Regions from separate parts of the Homo sapiens genome. Here regions 1 and 2 are each linked to region 3. A link is a loop called in an ENCODE intact Hi-C map of the cell type or tissue named here. Cell type or tissue: ascending aorta. All regions are shown on one strand.

Region 1 (5,000 bases), 320 kb before region 3:
CTAAAACGTACACTTAAAATAGTTAAAATGGCAAATTTTATGCTATGTGTATTACAACAAAATTAATATGCATATTTTTTAAATAATTTTAAACTTTAGGTTAAAAAGTAATTTTATAAACTTTTTAAAGCATAAGGAAATTTGTGGTCTCTATTGTATTCAAAGAAATGACTGTTCATCCTCATGCATAAAATTTAGGATGAGACACTGTCTTACAATTTCCTGCTTTCTGACTGTCCTGATCGATGTTTTCAGTCATGCCACTTTTTCACAGTCTGCGTGGCACTTCTCCAACAGGAAATTTACCTCAGATCTGTTCATGTCACCAATCCTCCTGTAGCTCTAGCTTCTCTGCTCCAAGTTAAACTGAAAACTGCCCTGTCATTTCTTTTAACCTTTGAGTTTGAGGCAGTTCTGAGAACTTCTCTCACAGCAATTGCTTGTTCCTCCTGGGCACCATACTATAACTAGGCTTAATCATAGAATTCTAGGGTTGAGGAACCTTGAAAAGCACTGTGACCTCTCCAACACTGGCCGCAACCACTCACAAACCATCCTCACACACTGTAGAGGTTGTGTTGCCTTTTAAAGCTCCCTCTCAGAATTCTATGCTTTAGGATTTTCTCCTAAAAACACCAACTGCAAATCTAAATCTGTCAACCTTTGTGCTAAGGTACACTTCCCTTTGCTCTTGCTAAAGTGGGATAGGGGAGAAAATTGATCACTTTCTATACTAACATTTTATGTCCATTTTTTGAAGGCCATTACTAAATCAAAGTCAGATCTCAGCTGTCTCCTTCAGAGCAAAATAGCCCTTATTCCCGAAACTTCCCCATATAAGGTTAGATTTCCATTCTTTTAATAACGTTTGTGACCATTTTTTTATTCTCTGTTAAGCTCCTTACATTTCCCTTGAGTTATGGAAGGCAGAATACTCAAATAAGGTATTTTATTAACTTTTGCAAATTTTTACATTCGAGAACCATGCTATCTTTTTAGGAGAGATTCTGCTAGACAGCTTAAAATTCAGTGTGTCTCTAATATCACCACTACTATATTTATTGTAAATATTTACATTTGTCAGTTAGTATAGTTTGATTTGTTTTACCCCTCCAAATCTCATGTTGAAAATTGATTCCTGGGGTTGGAGGAAAGGCATAATGGGAGGTGTTCTCGTCAGGGGGGCAGATCTCTCATGAATGAATGCGTTGGTGCCATCCTTACAGTGATGAGTGAGTGCTCTCTCTAGTAGTTTCCATGACAGCTGGTGGTTACGAGGAGCCAGGCACGTCTCTCCTCTTTCTCTTTCTCTTGCTTCTTCTCCCATCATGTGATCTGGACATGCCTGCTCCTCTTAGCCTTCTACCACGAGTGGAAGCAGCCAGGGGCCCTCACCAGAAGCAGATGCTGCTGCTAGGCATCTTGTACAGCCTGCAGAACTGTGAGCCATATAAGCCTTTTTCTATAAATTACCCAGCTTCAAGTATTCCTTTACAGCAACACAAATGGACTAAGACAACAGTCATTTCTCCTATTTGTATTAATTATATTCAGCCTATTCTCCCTGAGTTTACCTTTAAGAATCATCTTTTTCCAGCTGATACCAACTAACATAAATATAACATTGATCTCAAATAAGCTGTTACCAGTAACAATTACTAAACCCACATCCATGTCAGGATAGCTTTTTTAAAAAGAAAAATGCTGATCTATTTTAATATCTTCATTAACTATAACTTTCAAGAGTAACACACTTCCAGTAATTATCCAAAATAACAGATACTCTCAATATATGTTTTTCTGTGTGTCAACTTGCTATTCATATTTTAAAAATCAGGTTACTAAGTAAAGACAGTTTGAGTATGTATTATACATAAACACATTTCACTACAATAGTTCAACATCTATTGTATTATCTCCTTTACTTCCTTAAGAGGAAAAAGTTATGCAGGCATCAAAACTCCCCATTATGCAGGTATCAAAACTCCCCATTATGCAGGTAGTGTGAAATTCACCCTATACTTCCATCAAATTATAGAGGATCAGTCATGTGCACCTAGGAGTAGGAATGGTTTGCTGAGGCATTCAGGCCCAGCAAAGGAGGGCAAAGCATGATGATCATCATAACAGTGAAAATTTTAATAGTAGAAATGCTTCAAAAATTAGTGTTTTACAGCAGGCACAACCTGCAACTCCAAACCTGCAGCTTACACATAATCTCTGACCTGTTCTGGGCTCCAGACATCCTCAGTTAGGAACAGCACACACTCAGTGCCAAGCAAGACCAACAAGATTCCTAGGCTATGATGAATACAAAGAAAGGAGGGAACAGGGCACCCTTGCCATGGCAAACCTGTTCTGCCCAGTCCCCCAAGGTGATGAAATGTGTGACTGTCACAAGACTCAGTAATACTGTTATAATTGGGATGTACAGGGAATAGATGCCAGCTGCAGAAACAGTATGTACTTTGACAAGGAGTGTGTTGGAAACGACTGCCAGCCTGTGCCTGCTGCCAACTCCACTCAGCTACAAATAGAAATGACGACGCACAGTGGGCCACAGCTCTCATAGTAGCCTTTACCAACCACTGCTTCAGGACCAAGCAGGATCTAGAATTTGAAGTGGTCACGGCAGTCTTCAAATTAGTTACACATCGCAGAGTGGCACTATTCAAAGGGTAGCCACAGTACAACTGCACTGGCATCAACAGAAAAGCCTGTTGAAAAATGCAGCTTCATCCCCGACCCAGACCTATTGAATCAGAATCTCTAAGGGTGACGCCCAGGAATCTGTAGGTTTAAATTTCTCCTGGTGTTTCTTATGAATATAGGTTTGAGAGCTAAGGTCAAGCAAGCCAAATAGGAGATACCAAAAGCACAAATCATAAAACTATGTAAAGTAAGGAAAAATAATATCATCTTACATTTTTATCATGCTTTGCAATTTACCAAGTGCTCCTATATGTAACCTCATTTCTACACAACTATATTTTACAGAAAATACAATTCCTAGGAGATCTGAGTTAGAAATATACTTTAAAATATATATATATATATATCAGGAATAGAGCAAAGGTATTTTAATGATGTCTAGAGCTCTTTCCACTCCATTGTTATGACTCATAGTCATAATCATTATGATAACATGAATAACAACAAAAGGAATAAAAATGATAGCAGCCCTTCCTATGTGCCAGACATTGTACTAAGAGTTTATATTTGTTACCACTTTTAATCTCTGTAACAACACATGAGATATTATACTTCCAGTTTTACAACTGAGGAAATTAAGACTCCAGAAAATTAGATTGCCTAAGATCATAGAGCAAGTAATTATGGGTGCCTAGATCCAAACATGTTCTGCCTGACTCTAAAGCATGTACATAACCTCTCTGTTCTACAGCCTCCTTAGTGTGATTCACTCAAGCAAAGTTACAGCATTGTTCAAAGATTAAATGTGGCCTCACTTTCTCACGATAACCAGCATGGTCAGATGATGAAGTAAATGAATTTCTCAATGACTCCTTCACCACTGGTTCCTCATATGTTCTTTCACCATCAGTGTATTGAATGCCCATTCAGTGCCATATATTGTGCTTGGTGATGGGAAGACAAGGATGAGTAAGATGAAGTTGCAGTTTCTGCCCTCATGAAATTTACACTGTGGTATAAATCTAGGGTTACATCATTTTACACCAGGTCATATTTACCCTGGCCAGCACCGTGATCCAGAGATTTCCCCATTTCCCTGTCTTAATAAATATCATGATTCTCCTATTTTCTTGGCCTTGGCCAACCTCTCTACTGGTGAATTTCAGAAAATCGGATCCTTACGTTGCTAATAGCTCCTAGTGGAATCAGGTGCTACTTCTGCAATGGACTGAGATAATTACATCAGTCAGGACGTTGTCCACAGCATTTTGTTTGGGCTTGGCTCAGATATCCACTCTGTAGTAGTGTGACCTTGGAAAAGTTATTTAACCTCTTTGTAAAATAGAGATGGTAAAATGGAACTATCTCCTAAAGTTGTTATGAGAATCAAGTGAGCTAATTGAAAGGGAACACTTAGCCTAGTGCCTGCCACAGTATAGGCATGAAAAACTATTATAATTACTTGAAAAGCATTCTTGGTAATACTTAGCAAAACAACTTTGTACTAGGCTTGTTTGGAGCAACCATTGAGTTGTGCCAAAAATTAGACTTTGCCTTGGATTATGATTATCCAAATACTTCTCTTAATATCTCCTCTATGTGGTAAGAACTTGAAGTCAGCAAAATCATTAATTTCTGTACCTTCCCTCCACCCCACAGAACCTAGTATTCTGTAAATTATCTATTAATTTACATGTTTAAAAGTTTCTTTACAATCAACAGAGTGAAGAGACACCTGTAGAATAGGAGAAAATATTTGCAAACTATTGATTCGACCAGGACTAATATCCAGAATATAAAAAGAATTCTAACAATTCAACAGCAAAAATACAAATAATCCCATTAAAAAGTGGGCAGAGGATCTGAATACATATGTCTCAAAAGAAGACATACAAATGGCCAAGAAGTATACAAAAAAATGTTCAACATCACTAATCGTCAGGGAAATGCAGATCAAAACCACAATGAGATATAATCTCACCCTGCTTAGAATGGCTATGTCAAAAAGACAAAAAATGACAAATGCTAGTGAGGAGGAAAAGAAAAGATAACTCATACACTATTTGTGGAAATATAAATGAGTACAGCCATTATGGAAGACAGTGTAAATGTTTCTCAAAAAGCTAAAAATAGAACTACCATATAATCCAGCAATCCCACTACTGTGTTTTTTTTCCAAAGGAAAAGAAATCATGATATCAAAGGCATACCTGCACTTCTGTTTATCACAGCATTATTCACAGTAGCAAAGATATGGAATCAAGCTAAATGTCTATCAAAAAATGAATGAATAAAGAAAATGTGGTATATATACATCATGAAATTCTAGTCAGCCTTTAAAAAGGATG
Region 2 (5,000 bases), 60 kb before region 3:
CAATACACCAATTACGTGAATACCTGGCTTCCTTTCTTAAGTGTATAAAAAGCAAATAAAGCCTTAAAGACTGCTTCACAGAGCTCTCCATGAGCAGGGCTGGGGATACACAGAAGCCAGGGAAAACAGATACAAGACTCTTGCAGTCAGCGGTCCCAGAAAGACAAAATGAGGGCTTGTCCAAAGGCCTTGTACTGGGAGTGAAGGCAAGTGGAAGGAACGAGCAATGGGGACAAACAGGTCTCAAAGGGTGGGTGACTGCCTAGAAATGAGCAGAAGGAGAACTTGGAAATAACAGGTCTGAACAAAGAGACAGCTTTATATGACAGAATAAATAAGAAGTATGTTAGGTAGACAAGAGAAATAGATGTGGTCACTGACTTGTGGAGCCTGAGGAGCTGGCAGGGGACATTCAGCATAAATTTACTGAGCTCCTATTACATAGCAGGCACTGTTCTAGGATCCAGAGGTACAAGAGTGAACAAAACAAACTAAGAGGTGTGCAGCAAGCAACAGGGTAAAGTTAGACTCTCCTGCTGACAGGCAAAAGCCAGAAATACAGACTGAGAAGTGTCAACTGCAAATGAGAAAAACCCTCGGTTCTCCTGTATTCAGGAGAGTTTCAAGAAGAGAGAAGAGAGGCTACAACACTGAATACAGGAGTGAGTTGGGGAAACAATCTGGCTGGATGAGAACTGAACTTAACCGATTTGACATTTCTGTGACTGTTGAGATGGCCTTCTCCATCGCACTGGGCCAGGATCCAGCAGGAGGAGATCACAGCAAGTGTGCCTTTGAGAAGTTTGTTATTAAAATGAAATAAAGGATGGTATTTTGATACATAGTTCTCTGAGAATACAGAGAAAGTAGTGATTCATTCTGACCAGGAGATCTGGGAATGCTGATGGTTGGCAGTGAGGATGTCCTCTGTTTTTGAACAATAAATGCAGGAAAAGAAACTGAAAAGAATGCCAGGTATGGTGGCTCATGCCTGTAATCCCAGCACTTTCGGAGGCCAAGGTGGGTGGATCACAAGGTCAGAGTTAGAGACCAGCCTGGCCAACATGGTGAAACCGTGTCTCTGCTAAAGATAACACAAATTAGTTGGGTGTGGTGGCACACACCTGTAATCCCTGCTACTCAGGATGCTGAAGTAGGAGAATCACTTGAACCCGGGAGGCAGAGGTTGCAGTGAGCTGAGATCACCCCATTGCACTGCAGCCTGGGTGGTAGAGCGAGACTCCATCTCAAAAAAAAAAAAAAGAAAAGAAATGGAAAAGGGATGATAGAGAGTCAGGGTTACAATAAGGTCTCATTACAATACAGCTTTAAACATTAGAAAACAAACACTGTCTTGTGTAATCATACACTTCTAAGTTAGACATATTTCTGAACAAGATAAAATGTGCTACATAAAAATAAATGCTGGCTGGGCGTAGTGGCTCATGCCTATAATCCCAGCACTTTGGGATGCTGAGGCAGGTGGATCACTTGAGGTCAGGAGTTTAAGACCAGCCTGGGCAACATAGGGAAACCCTTACTAAAAATACAAAAAATTAGCCAGGTGTGGTAGCATGCGCCTGTGGTCCCAGTTATTGGAGAGGTTGAGGTGGGAAAATCACTTAAGCCTGGGAGACAGAGGTTGCAGTGAGCCGAGGTCGTGCCACTGTACTCCAGCCTGGGTGACAAAATGAGTTGATCTTGTCTCAAAAAAAAAAAAAATGCTATTTTTGTTTAAATTAGGCAAATATACTTATCTGTTATTTAAGACTAAAAACCTGATTTCTTGGTCCTCCATCTAGAAAATAGTCTGTTTTAAGACAAGGAAATAGTTCTTGTTTAAACTAGAGAATGAGAAGTCTGTCAGACACATGGCCCCACTCTTGCTCCAAGTCCTTCTCACCTATTCTCAGATAAGACCCAGATCTTGGGAAACAAATTAAGGGCGCATCTGCTGGATTGGACCTAGCTGCACTGGGAGTTGCCAGAGTGCTCTGAGCAGCATCAGGAATTCCTCTGGGCCTTGTCGTGATATCATTTGCGCAATGTAGCCTGTGATGGCAGAAAATTAAGCTGGTATTTATACAGGGTATTAGAGAAGGACCCTCCCTGCACCAGGCTTAAAGTGACAAAATGTCAGCCTCAATCATCCCACAGGCTTTGGTCTCCCTCTGTAACCTCTTTCTTTTTGGCTGCTCTCTCTCTCTCTCTCTGTCTCTCTCTCTGTCTCTGTCTCTCTCTCTCTCTCTCTCTCTCTCTCTCTCTCTCTCTATATATATATATATATATATATACATACATATATACACATACACACACACACACATACATATGACACTAACAGAAAAATAAATTGAAAAGAGCACTGAGGCAGAGTGTATTTCACGCACTGGTGCCAATGTTTCATATCTCATGAACCTCGGGAAAACAATTCGTAGAACTAATTAGTTTACAGTGTTTAAGCAGCTTGTTCCTCGTCTTTAATCTTCTTTATGTAATAGTGTGAACAAAGCCATATTATCTTCTGATTTTTTTATACAGTTTAACAAATATAATCTCCCTTTTCTTTCCAGAGATTACTTCATTTAGACATCAAACTATGTTGTTGTTGTTTTTTTCCCCTGGGGAGAGGGGATATAAATAAATTGACATCTATTCACATAGGTCTCAATGGTCTACCAGATCCACCCAGGCCCTAATCCTCTTTGTTGTCATGGAATCCACCTGGCTTAATTATATTTACAGTTTTCAACGACACCACATGGCATGCAGGTTTTCCCTGAACTCTGCACATCTTCCCGAATCCTAGCTATAAGTCACACTCCAGCTGCTGTATCCGTCTCGGATTCTAGACGGTGACAAGGCACTCTTGCCTGAAACTCAGCATCAGGTCCTCAAAGAATAGAGCCTGGATAAATCTCCCCTCCAGTATTTTTATAGCCTACTAAAAGAACATGATTTAAGAGAACTCCTGACCTAAAGCCAGGGGATGGGAAATAGATACATATGTGTACAAATTAGTTGGGTGGTCAGGGGAGCAAAGAAGAACAAGATACTTAACTTACAAAAGTTTTATCTTAAAATACTGCTCACAAGTATGACTTTTAAGAGAAATTGAACTTTTTGTGCTTTCTGATTCTAGATAAATATTTAGTTGCTAAGCTGCTGGAATGCTATGAGATACATTTTGGGTAGAGTCAAACTGAAATCCAAGAACTGGGTAAGGCTAGTGTTGAAGTAATTATTATTCATCTGGTGGGTGATGCTGCACACAAATAACTACTTGCACTGCTAAGGATTTGGAGCAGAGTTACTCCCTGAGAGAGACACTTTTCAGGTGGCAGAAACCTACCTCAGACTTTTATTTATACACTGGAATCCACATTATTAAAGAATTTTACAGTCTTGGAAAAACACAGGACTTGGTGCAAACTTTCATTTTGCTTGCCTGAGAACTGTGTACTGTCCCATGGTACCCATCTGCCTTAAAGTTCACTCTGTCCTTAATTGTCAAACAGATTCATGGTAACTCCTAATTAGTGCAAAACAGGTAACACAGCTGCGACTCTGCAACTGCTGAACACCTTTAGCATCTATATCAAGCTAAGCTCAGGAGCCCTCTCTGCTCTCTCCCAAGGTTAATGGTTTCGAGTCTTCTGAGAATTATGGAGTAGGTGCCCACAGTGAGAGAGGGCGCCTGGTTCTCCAAGCCGCTGTTCCCACTACTAATAGAGTCAGCATAAGAAGCAGCCAGTTTCCAGCAACGGTAACAATGGAGAAATTTCTCTTACTGCACAGCTGCCAAATAACTTTGAGGATCTGATTCAGAACTAACATGGAAGATTTAAATGGATCCATTGCAACAGACGTTTTGCATGTTGGCACACTGGAATTAGAGGAACTAATCAGAGCCAGAGTGGTACCAGATGGTCTCTTGAGAATTCTTCTGAGTTTAAGATATGTGAGCCAATGAGACAAACTGTATAATTGCCCAAGATTTTACTCTAAGAGCACTGGCACTGGGAGTAAGACCACTAGGAAACTCAGCTCTGCCACTTTCCAGCTGTAGGACTTCAGGCAAATTAATTAAATAGGATGGTGGTGAAGAATTAAGTGAGATACTGTATCTAACACTCAGGGTACCTAGGTAGAGCACAGGGAAGATGAGGAGCTGTTAACTGTGATAGTTATGATTTTGTATTTTTTTTTTTTAGATTTCTGAGTTGAGGAATATTTGCAAGCAGGTACAGTAATTACCCAATTCAGATGTTTATAGAAAAAGAAACACATCTTAAAAATAAAGGTACCACAAAAAACAAGAAGTAGAAAATTGGAAGATGGAGAGATGAAAGAAAAATGAAGAAATTTCAGAGAAAAATGAAAAAACAAAGCAGATTTTAAAAAGAAAAAGAAAAAAAGGTAGGAAATACAAATTAAGAAATTTCAGAGAAAAATGAAAAAACAAAGCAGATTTTTTTAAAAAAAGAAAAAAGGTAGGAAATACAAATCTAAGAGGAGGGTTTGAATTCCTAATCCTGTTCTTTTTCCTTGCACTTCTATTCAAATCCCTTTTCTGCATCTCAACTTTTGTCTGCACTAGATGGTCCAATTCTAGCCAGACTTCAACTTGTAGCAGTCCCAAGGTAGAAATGACTAGAAAAAAGAAAGTTCCCTCTTAGCTATGAAGAATGAAAAACATTAAAATGCAAATTCAATGTAAAAAAGAAAGCAAGACTATACACACATTTCACAGTAGCAAATTCTCAGGCAGAAGTGGAAGCCAGCAAGTAACCCCCTGAGGTGTGCTAGTGTAACTGTTTCAAGTTTTGGGGATGACAGATAAACAGCAAGTCCTATTACTACTGAATGAATCTCTCTCTCTCTCTCTTTTTTTCTCTGGGAAGAAAATGTTTGTGATAGAATTGGTCCTTGAGAAAGAGTGAATTGATCTGTTAGCTTTCTGTGCTGGACCAGAAATAATTATTGCCATACCTACTTCC
Region 3 (5,000 bases):
CTCAAGGGAGGCAAGGCTCTATCCTGGGGGTGAAGAGGGGGAGGGGGCAAGAGTCAAAAAGCAAACAAGGAAAACACAAAGGGCATAACATTCTCAAGCTTTATGAACATACATAATTATGCCCATAACTAAAATACATAGTCAAGACAGAGGAAGCACAAAATAGTTATTCTAATGTATAATCTAAAACCAGATTGAGAATGCATGACAAAACCTGTTTATATAAGTTTGCTACGGCTGTAAAAGAATACAATATAAAAAGAATCCCATTTATTCTTGCACATATTTAAAAAAGGAAAAAAGTCTCATTGAAATGAAAATTATGTCACCGAACAAAAGCTGATTATCTGCTAACTTTCTGCCCTAATTTTATGAAAACAGTATGGCAAAAAATATGAGCAGATTGAAGAAATAATGTAATTGTATAATACATATGAAAATGTTCCCCCAATCAATGAGGTAATCAAAGATATAGAAAGTCAATCACTTTTGCTATAAATTATTAAAGCTAATGAAAAGATCACTCAATACTCTCAGATGCTTTAGGAGTAAAAATTTGTAAGAACTTATCAAAAGCATTATTCAATATACTTATACTTTAAAGATCTTAAAAATGTTCACAGATTTTGAGTGAGAAAGCCTAATTCTGGGAATCTACCCTAAGGAACTCATTAGAATATGAATAAACATTTCTGTTTAGAAATTTTAATCAAGAAAAAAAATTAAGGCTGGGTGCAGTGGCCCATGCCTGTAATCCAGCACTTTGGGAGGCAGAGGCGGGTGGATCAGGAGTTCGAGACCAGCCTGGCCAACATGGTGAAGCCCTGTCTCTACTAAAAGTACAAAAATTAGCCGGGCATGGTGGCGTGGGCCTGTAATCCCAGCTACTCGGGAGGCTGAGGCAGGAGAATCACTGGAACCCAGGAAGCAGAGGATGCAGTGAGCCAAGATTGTGCCACTACACTCCAGCCTGGGAAACACAGCAAGACTCTATCTCAAAAAAAGAAGGAAGAAAGAAAGAAAAAGAAAAAAATTAACTTTTATAAAGATTTCAATGGGATGTAAAAGTAATTATAATAAGTGATGAAAATTAATTATTAATATAATTACATAATTATATTCACGGTATGATTATAGCAAGGTAGAAAAATCAAACAACAAATGAAAACTTTCATAAGTATACAGACAAAATACTGAAAGTTAATTTATCAGAATGCCAATAGCAATTATCTATGTGTTCTTATTTTACTTTTAACTCATTAGAATTTTACAAATATGTTACACATGATAAATGTTATAATCAGAAAAATGTAATCGAAGCCTAACTCTAGCAATAGCAATAAAAATCACCACAAAGTTACTTCATGAATTATTTAGGAAGAAATAACATAAAATAAATTAGATTAGCACTGATATAGTCAGTTTTCTCTAGTATAACATTGACCTGAAACTTGTGTTGGTTACAGATTGCACTGAAAGAGCCAGGTGGTTTTGTCTAGCAGGCAACTTCTGTGTATGCACACACACAAATCCCAGATTGGGACAGACACACCTCAACTTCAAGCTCAGTAAACTGAAATGAGGAAAAAAAATTTCTTTTGAAGTAGCCCAAAGCTTAACTTATAGATTTTATACTTGATAAGAGGATAGGGAAGAAATTAGAGCCATCCTTTGGGAACTTGACTCAGTCACATGTGGGAAATTTTCCTGGTTGATCTGTAGAAATAGGCCAGCCACCATTTTAATTATTCTCTCTGTTCTACCATCTTTAAACATCTAAATTATTTTTGTATTGTAAATGTTTGGCAAACAGACTACAGTTTTATTTTTATATCTGTGTTGTTGAAGAATAAAAGTGAACATCCTTCAAAGTCACAAGTTCTGAAGCAAATGATATAGAAAAAAAATTTAACACTGAAAATTCTGAAAAATCAACTTTCCCAAAACAAATCACGACATTTTGTTAAGATCTGATTATATTTAACTCTTCTATTTCCCATATGCTGAAAGAGTTCATATGAGACAATGGGGCCACACTTTCAGGGGGAAAATAATATGTCTTCTTAAGTCTTTCTAATTTTAAAGTTCTCAGGATCATAATATTGTTTAAAAAAAGTCAAAATCTTGAAAAATAAGAAACAAGAGCCTCCTGCTTCCCAAGCTGTACTGAAAGGAAACTGTCAAAGAATAAAAAGTCAACTCTGCTAAGAGTTCCATTTCTCTGGTCCTATAGGCACAGTGAGAATTTCCTGTGGAAAAGACAAGTACAGCTGGTGTCCAATTAGTAAAAGATGGTGATGAAAGGATATAGTTATTCAGGGTCTGTTCTTTGAAAATGATAATGACCTCTGATTTCTAAGTTCCATAAGTAGAGTCTGCCGCCTGCATGCAGGCTGCTCATAAACTTCCCACTTTCCTTTTTCTGTCTGTGTTGTTGTGGTATAAGGGGGGGGTGCGGGGAGGGGGTAGGTGCTGGAGGTACAGAAGGTCATGCCTTCTCTGCCGGCAAATATGATTAATGTGTGTACAGGGAGGAGAAAAACGCCACTCACCTGGCTATCAGCCAGCCTGACTCATGCCTCTGGGCATCTTAGAACACCAAATATCCAGCAACTCTGGCTGGGGTCTAGAGAGATGTCTATTAGCTTTCACAATGTCTGGGTTAGGAAGGTGCTTCTAATCTTGTTTGTAATAAATATTAGTTCAATTGTTAGAAGTGTTTTTAATCACCTAAAAGGAAGTAAACAGGCTTGCCTCACAACCTCGACAGGCAGTGTATGTGTGACTTGTTCTTTCTATCCGGAATCACTCGGTTCAAATGCTCAGAGGGAAGAAAGATGGTCATAAAATAAAAGTGTTATATTAAAAATAAATAAATAAATAAATAAAAAGTGTTGACCTCACCCAGGCCCATTTACCGCACTATTTACACTATTGCCACACAGCCTGGCAGCACCAGGAACCTGTGTTCCCAAGAAATGGAAGAGGCCAGCAGGGAAGCACCCATGGGTCTGCTCCAAGCCCTTCCTGGGCAGGGCTTCCCGGCAGAGTTACACAACAGCTGATACATCTGTGCACACTCCCGGAGCCTCCACTCCGACAGGAGCTAAATTCATCCATCAGTGAGAAAACAAAGTAGAAGGGAAAAAAAGCTGGGGACTCCAGGTTAAAAAACAACCACAAAAGATTTTCAAAGCAACTTCTTCAAAGGCCCTTTTATATTTATTTTAAGGAGACATTTCAATTTAAGTGACGTTGTCAATCATTTTCTTTTTCAAATATGACAATGCTATTTTACCCCTACTTCTTTCTCATGGCTGGATGGAAATGAAGGGGAAAGTTATCTTCCTTACCCAAAAAATCACACAAAGAACATCTTGGCAAGGGCAAATAACTTAAATGTTTTGTTTTCAGTGTTCTTAATTTAGCTATTTTCCATTAACTTACTATTGTCATAAAAAAGTGCTCTGATTAAATAAACTTTATATACAGCATACCAAATACTTTTCTGAAGTTATCGTTTGGGAATACAGCAGACTAAAAGAAAGGAAGAGCATGGGCTGCTGCTCACAAAGTGGTGAACATGCCAAAGTATAATTTAAAAAAAAAACCCTTTTTTCATAGGAATGAAAACCATTTCAGAAACCATTAAGCCAAAATGTAGGCTACAACCATAACTTTTATATCCTAATTATTAGCCTTGGTGAAATGATCGTGTGTATAACATTTAATATGCTGTAAAATGGGATTTCAAATACCGAACCTATAAGCATCTCTTACATTCCATAGATTCCGAAGATTAAAACCAAAATCAAAAGGTGCAGAGCGGCAGCTCTGCCTCCCTAACTCCGTGAGGGGACAGGAAATCAGGGTGTAGTGTGTTCTGGGCAGTCCAGGTATTTGAAAGAGAAGCAGCTTGTCAGGTGGGCCCTGGAGGGAAGCCCATTATATCTGTGGGGGTCCTGACATTTGGGGTAATCTAAACCTTGTTACTTGCGAATCGCCCCTGGTGGGAGGGAGATTTAGAATGGATGCCTCCTTACCCAAGCAATTAGATCATTTAGGAAACAGAGAAAATGGGCAATAAGGATCTCCCTCCTAGAGAGCACTTGCTGGTGTTCAATCAGATAGTTCTGACAACAGAAGATGTGGCATTTGCTGAACAAAACAGTAAATGCTGGGGCTCAGCCCCACACAGGGCTTTGAAAATCTCTCAACGCGTAGTGCACAGAGCATCACAAAGCTATCACCTAGCATCCATAGTGTCCTTGAACACCTGAGGACCAGGCAGAACAAGGATGCATTTTTTTTTGTGAGTAACCTCTGGGAGTACCAAATGCAAGGGCTTCTTACAGACCAGGAGCAAGGTTGTTCTTGAAGAGAGGTTGTGTTCTGTGAATGATACAAAACTCTGAACTTCAAATTACACAAAAGTAGCACTTGGAAAAAGCAAATGATGAATCCTTGTAAGTTCTAGAAATTATCTTCAGAGCCAACATAAACACTTTGAAGGAATAAGAGCAATTCAGGCGCTGGTCCTGCAGAATTAACCACTCCCTCCTCAGTGTTCTTGGGATATTCCTCAGTTATGGCACTCGTCACGTCACCCCATACTAGAATTATTTCTTTACTTGCCAAACTCCCTGAGTGCCTGGAGAACACAGAATGTCTTATTCCAATCACAACCCAAATATTTAGCACAATGCTTGGCATATTTTAATTGCTATTTAAATATAAGCTGAAAAAAATTAAGTAACTTTCTCAGATATGTGATAAACAAACTCCAAAAAACTACCATCATCTCTGATCATTCTTTAACTCCCACAATGTCTACACTGTCATTTTAGTTATCACTGTCTACATCCCCATCCTTGAGGCTGATTTGAAGCCATGTGACTTGTAAAAAATCCACTGATGACAAACATAACCGACAACATCTAAAAGGTGAATGACAAGCAAAAGCACATGATGTCTACCGTCTAAAGCCCTGTCTATATCTC

The links. Peaks named below come from ENCODE experiments on the same cell type or tissue, not always from the same donor. Only the 100,000 strongest peaks of a DNase experiment are listed, where the experiment ranks them.
Region 1: a loop joins it to region 3, with 2.4 times the contacts of the local background. A loop is called at or near these places in 2 of 110 quality-filtered maps.
Region 2: it touches region 3 in a loop (1.9-fold over the local background); 5 of 110 quality-filtered maps call a loop at or near these places.

What each region holds. Positions count from the first base shown.
Region 1 is chr5:107,215,504-107,220,503 of GRCh38, forward strand. No RefSeq gene overlaps it. Among named protein-coding and RNA genes, the nearest start is that of LINC01950, 210 kb to the left of the region's middle. In ascending aorta, no CTCF peak of the experiment used is centred here; a DNase peak (open chromatin) is centred at 2,378; H3K27ac peaks cover 3,564 bases.
Region 2 is chr5:107,480,601-107,485,600 of GRCh38, forward strand. All of the region lies in intron 1 of EFNA5 (ephrin A5), which reads right to left. Among named protein-coding and RNA genes, the nearest start is that of EFNA5, 190 kb to the right of the region's middle. In ascending aorta, no CTCF peak of the experiment used is centred here; no DNase peak of the experiment used is centred here.
Region 3 is chr5:107,540,110-107,545,109 of GRCh38, forward strand. The region is part of intron 1 of EFNA5 (ephrin A5); the gene reads right to left. Among named protein-coding and RNA genes, the nearest start is that of EFNA5, 130 kb to the right of the region's middle. In ascending aorta, no CTCF peak of the experiment used is centred here; DNase peaks (open chromatin) are centred at 2,552 and 3,032; H3K4me3 peaks cover 1,364 bases; H3K27ac peaks cover 1,925 bases.